Regions from separate parts of the Mus musculus genome. Here region 1 is linked to region 2. Evidence: chromatin contacts called from ENCODE Hi-C or POLR2A ChIA-PET data. All regions are on one chromosome and are shown on one strand. Each heading gives the region's core, a stretch centred on a gene start or an enhancer-like site at or near the end of the contact. The rest is flanking DNA. Distances are from core to core; before and after follow the strand shown. Region 1 holds the start of Pgpep1 (pyroglutamyl-peptidase I). Region 2 overlaps Ell (elongation factor RNA polymerase II).

What was found. Hi-C counts contacts between places; a loop is a spot of excess contacts on that map. ChIA-PET counts read pairs that join two places held with the same protein, here RNA polymerase II (POLR2A).
Region 1: a map of T-helper 17 cell shows a loop between it and region 2 (2.0-fold over the local background). The contact joins the promoter of Pgpep1 here to the enhancer-like site in region 2. A Hi-C loop is called at or near these places in 1 of 37 maps with a recorded cell type or tissue (T-helper 17 cell). POLR2A ChIA-PET finds 5 or more read pairs at or near these places in 2 of 5 experiments (Patski and embryonic stem cell).

What each region holds. Positions count from the first base shown.
Region 1 is chr8:70,658,023-70,661,919 of GRCm38, reverse strand. Pgpep1 (pyroglutamyl-peptidase I) reads left to right here and starts at 2,182. Exons shown (of 5, transcript NM_023217.4): 1 at 2,182-2,310. The coding sequence starts at 2,277.
Region 2 is chr8:70,556,596-70,560,295 of GRCm38, reverse strand. The region is part of intron 1 of Ell (elongation factor RNA polymerase II); the gene reads right to left. Among named protein-coding and RNA genes, the nearest start is that of Ell, 19 kb to the right of the region's middle. Within about 2 kb of position 1,790, at least 1 of the 3 ENCODE cell types and tissues checked has a DNase peak (open chromatin) inside an H3K27ac peak, as active enhancers do.

The DNA.
Region 1 (3,897 bases), core at 933-3,432, 100 kb before region 2:
AGGAAATTATTTCTCCAAGCCCCAAAAGGCAGTCCAGCTATCCAGAAATGAGTTCAACCTGGGCTATGGGAAGATTTCTAGCAGTTAAGTAAATGCTGGATTTCCTCAGGATCTTGGAAATTATTTCCCATCTACCAAAAGGAGTCATTTCTTACTCTTACTTCAGGCAGAAGGAACATATGGCTACCAGTGGTGCCTATCAGCAGACCAAAGCACATGCTGGCCTCCAGGCTCCCTTAGTGTCTCAAGTAACTGTCTCTCAATTCACAGTTCTCGCTAGCCCTTCCTGTCTTCTTCCCCAGCCTAAACTCAGTCCAATGAGGGCCCCCATCTACTCATTCTCCTAATTACCCTGCATGTGCTCTTGCTCTCTCTCTCTCTCTCTCTCTCTCTCTCTCTCTCTCTCTCTCTCTCTCTCTCCTATTGCCCCTCCCCCAACATACTATGGATCCGTTTGTCTGTTTATATGCTATGCAGTCAGAGGAAGGGTTCTTGGCTGTGCATGGGAGCCAGTGTTCCCCCAGTGTCCCGGAACATGGAGGGTCATAACTGCTTGGAACAAGATGCTTGTGGCTCAGTAAGGCCCCACCCTGCCTCTGCAGACACAGATAGGGGGCTCTGTTTTCTCCTGGTGTTTTTGCAGAAATCACAATAGAGGATTACAGGGTAGGCAGGGGATGTCCCAGGTACCCAAATGGTGGTTGGGCACCAGGTCAAACACCAGCCTTCAGCAAAAGGCTGCCTTGACAGGCTAACCCTAAAGCAGCTGAAGTGACACACACCATAGTAACAAATAAGATTTTTTAAAGCCGAGCGTGGTAGCGTATGCCTTTAATCCCAGCACTCAGGAGGCAGAGGCAGGCAGATCTCTGAGTTCGAGGCCAGCCTGGTCTACAAAGTGAGTTCCAGGACAGCCAGGGCTATACAGAGAAACCCTGTCTCGAAAACACCAAAAAAAAAAAAAAAAAAAAAAAAAGATTTTTAAAAATATGAAACATTAGAAAAATGGGACCTCCTTAAGATGAGCCTAAACGATGTCCAGGTAGGGGATGGAAAAACAGCGTCCTTAAAAGGAGATGACAGTCGGAGAAGGACTGCAGGAGGAGGAAGTCTGGGCAGTGAACAGCTAGATGTGCAGGTGAGCAAAGGCTCTGGGGTAATAAGGTGCAACCTGGAGCCAAGGAAAGGAAGTATTCCAGTTAGCCATGTTGGCAGAGAGTCAAAGCTCTTCCTCCTGCGCCCCTCCCTCAGCTTTCTGCTGAAGTGACACTTCTGTCTTCCTCAGAGCCATGCCTCGGTGTCCTTGTTTGTAAACTGTGATGAGTGAACACAATCAAATTGTTCCCCCGCCCTATGTCTTACAGGAAGAGAAACTGAGACTGAGAAGGTTGGAGCGGAGCACACTCCCATTGCCCACTTACGTGTTGGAGGCACGTTTAAAATTCAAGTAGGGGGAGGGTCCTGGCAGCGAATAGGCGTGGCCAGGCAGGGGGACCAGGGGAGATGGCCTGGGCTGGTCGATACTTGGGGCGGGGCATGGCTCCAGGTACCTTGTGAGCCCTGCGGCCACAGGGAACCTGGCGGTGGTAGACTGGGGGCGGAGCCTAGATGGAGACCCGGTATGCATGCCCAGCTCAGTGTTTTCAGTGGCATAAAGGGAAGGGGGGTCGGGGTCGTTGCCCTAGGTGGGTTCAGGGCGGAGTAGATTTTAGAAGGAAGAAGTTTCAGAGAGCATGGCCTGAGCCAGGGATGTCATGGGTCGCGGGTGTGAACGTGGACTGCGGCCTGGCCGAGGGGCATTGGAAGGATCTGCACTTGCGTGGGAGTAGGCGGAGGTACATGACCTGGGCCCAGTTGTTTTAAGGATGGGTTTGGGAGTGTCTTGGGAGCTTGGGACCTGGCTGGAGCGTGACCCCGACCTGAGAGTTTGGAAAGCTCCAGGCGTGTGATTCTTGGGGGCGTGGTGGGTCCCTTACAGGACCTGGAGGAGGGTCTTTGGAAGACTGGGGGCGGGGTTGGCTAGGGGTGTGGTTTCTAGGAGGCGTGGCCTAGGAATGGCCTGGCCCGGGCGTTGGGGTCCAGGGTGTAGTGGTGCGCTTGGGGCTCGGCGGAACCCGGGGGGCCGCGCAGGGGAGCGTACAGCTGGTCGGGGGCGTGTCCGGGGCGTGTCCGCGCAGGCCCAGCGTTAGGGGGCGGGGCCGAGCGGCCGGGCGGGGCTCGGGGGTCCGTGTCCGCTCCAGTCCCTACAGCCAGGATCCTAGAGAGTGCATTCCACCATGGAGCAGCCGCGGAAGGCGGTAGTGGTAACCGGTAGGTGCATCTGGACCGGGGCGGCGGGGCAAGTGTTCGCGGTTGCCAGAGGTTTGCAGTTGTCGCCGCCCGCGATAGCACCGTTCGGTCCTGGTAACCTGGAAAGTCCGGGGTCACGCGGCCGGGAGTTCGGAGTGCGCGGGGACTAGGGTGCAGACAGGTCACCTCGCGTACTGCAGTCCCTCCCTGCCTCTTCAGAGCTCTGGCATGTCCCCACCCGCTGACCCCGGGGACAAAGGCGGGTTTACGGCCAGGAAAAGTCCCAGTGACATACGATCCGCTCAGCTTCTGCTCCTGGCACCTTGTATTGTTGGAGGGGCCTGCAACCCGGTTTGGGGCAGGTGTTGGGCCTGGAGTCAACCTGACCCCGGAATGACCCAGGGACTCTAGAGACCAGCTCCTACTGTCACCAGCACCCCCGGAAGCCAACTGTTCTTATTTCCAGGCCTTGGAGGAGGGCACTCGGGTTAGCCTCTGCCCTGAGAGGCCACAGGGAGTGAGCCAGGAAAAACTCCCACTCCTACAGGTGTTTTATAACTGAGAAAGGTTGGGACTTTCTCCCTGCTGTTCCCTGCAGTACAAGTGTGAACGACAGTGTCCCTGATCCATTGGAGCATTCTGGGGGTGGGGGTGTTTATTTGGTTGGTTGGTTTATTAAGATAGAGTCTCATTCTGTTGCACTATCCTGCTGACCTGGAACTTAACTCTGTGACCAAGGCTGGCTACAAACCCAGGGTGATGATTTAGCTTCAAACTTCCAAATGATAGGGTGAGCAGCATGTGCCACCATGATGAGATGCCCCAAGATGTGTCCTCTACCTGCTGTCCTGAGGTATGGTGGCTCTCTCTTAACCTCTTAACACTGGCAGCAGGCTCTTACCACCTGAGTTACACTAACCCAGGTTCTTAGATGTGTGTGTGTGTGTGTGTGTGTGTGTGTGTGTGTGTGTGTAGAGGTTAACCTTGGGTGTCATTACTCAGGCTCCATCCACCTCTGTTTTGAGAAAGTGTCTCAATTTAGGACGCATTCAGAGGTAGCATTTTTCAACCTGTGAGTCACGACCCCTTTGTGGGCCAATTGACCCTTTCACAAGGGTCACCTCAGATTGTGGGGAAACACAGATTTTTATATTATGATTCATAACAATAGCAAAATTACAGTTATGAAGTAGCAAAAGAGAGAAAGAAAGAGAGGATGGCAGCATTAGGAAGGCTGAGAACCCCTGCTCTAGAGCTTGCCAGTTAGGCTAGACTAACTGGCCATAGCGCCCCAGACTGCCTGTCTCTGCTTCCTCAGCCCTGGGAATACAAGTTTGTGCCTCCTCACCTCCGGTATATGGTGCTGGAGAGCTGAACTCGGGCCCTGTGTGGCAACTGACTGAGGTATCTTTCCAGCTGTATTTATTTATTTTGAAGCAGGGTCTCATGTAGCCTGGACTGGCCTGAAACAGTCTTGGAGTCTGGGTCTGCACCATGGCACCCAGAGGCCAGTGGGCTGGTTTTTGTTTTTCTCAATTTAACTTTTCTTGGCAACCCAGTGGCTAGAGAAGGAGGCCGAGTTACCCATATGGGATAAATCCCAGCCTC
Region 2 (3,700 bases), core at 541-3,040:
GCAGCCAGACACACTTCCTCCTTCCTTTGGCAACAGCCTTCTTCCTGGCTTAAGTTCAAGGGCAGGAAGCAGCTTTGCTGAACACTCCTTGCCCTTGGCCATGAGGGCAACCCAGGAGCCAGATGGCAGGAGTTGACTCTCACTGTAGTCTATGACAACAAGTCTATGCCCATGATGGTGAGACGTCATGGCAAAACTGTGAGACAATGGCCAAAGCTATTGACACTACTAAGTGCCAGCTAGGACACAATGGAACTCTCAGCACCACTGTGCAAATGTGGCATCACCACTGCCACAGGTGAAGTCTCCTTAAGATGCTACCTTGAGGTCCCAAAAGTTCACTCCTCTACACAGCCTCAGGGGAGTGGAGGTCACAGAAAGAAGGCAATGGCACACACCTACTCCTCACACTCAGGAGGCAGAGGCAGGGTATGGGAAACTTAAGGCAAGGCCTCTGTACATCAGAGGCCAGCCTGGCTATATGCTATCTCCAACAATGCCTCAAGCAGAATGGAGTAAAAGCACTGGCCAGACCAGGAAGGTGGCTCCTAGGAACATGGATGAAAACACAGACACAGCGATGTACATCTGGAATCCCAGCACTCCTGTGGCCAAAAAAGTACAGACAGGAGTGTGTGCCTGGAGAACAGGATCGATTGCCTCTGAGGGACAGAGCCAACCACTCCAGAAGGGGCTCTTCTCTGCTCTGTTCTGAGACAGAGGTTCACTGTGCAATGCTGACTGACCTGGAACTCAAGACCAGGTGAGCTCCAAACCTGATGATTGCTGGGATTAAAGGCACGTGTTAAAAGTGGAAAAACAAAGATGTCCATGGTTTTTCAAATCATGTGGGTACATGTGTTTCCGGGGTTGATGGAGCACATGAATGAACTGTTTTATCATATAATGGGATAGATGGACCCTAATGGTACAGACCCAGCATCCTCAGTACCTTGAAGGGGAAAGGCCACCCTAGGCTACAAAGAAGGACCCTGTCTCAAAAATACCCAAACAAAGGCTGGAGATATGGCTCAGAGGTTAAGAACACTGGCTGCTCTTCCGAGGTCCTGAGTTCAATTCCCAGCAATGGTGGCTCACAACCATTTGTGATGATATCTGGTGCCCTCTTCTGGCCTGCAGGCAGAACACTTTATACATAACAAATAAAACTTAAAAAAAAAAAAAAAAACGAAACAAGAGGCTGGAGAGGTCCAACAGTTAGGAACACTTACTGCTCTTGCAGAAGACCCGGGTTCCATTCCCAGTACATACATGATGCTTATAACCATCTATGGCCCCAGTTCTGGGAGATCCAATGCCCCTTCTGAGCTCTGAAGGCACCAGGCACATGGTGTGGACATAGACTCAGGCACACATACATCAAATTAAATAAACATTAAATAACAAAAGGGACATGCCACAGGTGGAAACGCAAAACTGTCATCCCAGCACTCCAGAGGAGGTAGAGATGTGAGTTCAAGGCATCTTCCACAAAACAGACTTCAGGACTGGGCTAGGTGAGCCTGTTTCAAAAGCAATCAGCTGCCTCAGGGCATGGGGACTGAGAAGGAACAGAGGGTAGGCATGGGAGAGTGGAAGAACTGTGCACGGTGCTGTACCAAAGGCTCAGAACTCACCAGACCTCACACAAACAATGCACATACGAGCTTGTTTGTTTGGACATGAATAGTTCCCACAAGTTCAGTGTTTGAACACTCTGTCCCTGCAGGTGGTGCTGTGTTAAAGGTGGCATCACCAAAGGGTGGGGCCTAGCTGGGGAAGGGGAAAAATGTGGGCAGGCTTTCCTGTTCCTGGCCCCACTGGCAGTCTGAGATGTTTTTATCTGTTGTCGGAGTATGTCCAGCCACAGTTCCTGCTACCACACATCAAACCGCTTTAGCCATAAGATTCAAGGGACAAAAGCAGCACATGAGTCCCTGTCCTGTGTCCTGCCATAGTGGCAGAAGAGTAAGCTGGGCAGGGACTGAGGCAGGGTGGGGATGCTATGAGAAGCCTTAGCACATGGGGCAGACTGGCAGCAGCAAGTGAGCAGGTTCTGCACTTCCACAAGGCTCTGTACAGCATGTTCATGGTGGGCTCCAGCAATGAATCTGGCTGTGCCCAGCCTTCAGGGAGAGTGTACCTAAAACTAACAGAATAAGCCAGGCACAGCAGAGCAGCCTTTATCCCAGCACTCAAGGCAGAGGTAAGTGGATTTTTCTGTGTTTGAAGCTAGCCTGATCTACATATCGAGCTCCATGCCAACCAGAACTGTACAGTGAGACCCAATCTCAGAAAATAAGCTAAACACAATAAACTAGCAGAGGAAATTTCAAGAGAGCAGAGCACCAGGCTTTGGAATGATCCCTATCCACTGCTCTTAGTCAGACTACAAGCAGAGAATAGACCAGGAAGATGTGGACAATGTACACTGTGGGGAGGTAAAGAGCAAATTGAAAGTGGACAAGGTGGCTGTGCAAAGCACAGAGGGGCTGTAATTGCTCAGAGCTCAATGGGAATCTGACATGGACCTGGTTCTAACATAACAGGAAAATGTCTTGCAGGCAGGCTCCACTCCTCAGACTCAAGGTGAGAGACCAAGACCCTTTGGAAAACATTCCTTTGAGAATCTGAAGAGACAGCCAAATGCAAAGATGCTCTACTGTAACATGACCACCTGGGTATATGTCCTTCAGGTTCAGCTGAGCAAACAGAGCTGCTGCAGCCACAGCTCAGGGCTGTGACAACACTTTGAGATGGCAGCAGAACCCACACTGGCTCTATGTGCTAACTTCACAGGCATGCAGGATGCAGCAGTGGCAGGGTCATAAAGACTCAGACCAAGGTTCCAGAATTAAAGTGTGAGAGTCAGGTAACATGGACCCAGGCTGCATGTTACATGGAGGTCCTGAAGGCACAGAGAGAGGAAGGTGAAACATCAGTTGTAATGGAGACAAGGGGATGCCATGATGGCCAGGAACATGGGATGCTGTGCTGATTCAGGTTTTTGTCAACCTGACATAAGCCAGAGTAATCTGGAAAGGGGGAGTATCATCTGAGGCGTCATCTCCGTCAGAACGGCCAGCAGGCAAGTCTCGAGGAGGGCATTTTCTTGATTAATAATTCCTGTGGGCAGTGCCAGCAGGTGTGCAGGAGAGCAGGCAGAGCAAGCCAGTAAATAAGCAGTATTCCTGCCAGACAGTGGTGGCGCACACCTTTAATCCCAGGAAAAAAAAAAAAAAGCATTCCTCCTCCATGGCCTCTGCTTAGGCTCCTGCCTTAATGTCCTGCCCTGAATTCCCTTGATAATGGACTACAACTATAAGCTAAAATAAACTCTTTTCTCCCCAAGTAGCTCTTGGTCAGTGTTTTACCACAGCAACAGAATGAGCTCTAAGACCGATACCCAGCAAGGAAAGTTGTGGGCACAAAGCAGAGCAGGCACAAGAGAGGTTCCACTCGCCACAGGCCAAGGAGCTACCCAAGACTTCAAATGTTGCTGCTGTGAGCCCAAGATGCCCACCCAGAGACATGATTCCAGTTTCCTGTGCCTCACTGGGTTGTGGTCTTGCTTGGTCGTCTCTCATGAACATACTGGCTCTTTTTTTTAAATGTTGTAATTATATTTATGTACAGAAAACTTACATTTAACCCAGTTTAGTGGCGAGTTCTTTAGCCTTTGCCTTTTCCAGCTTGGCAA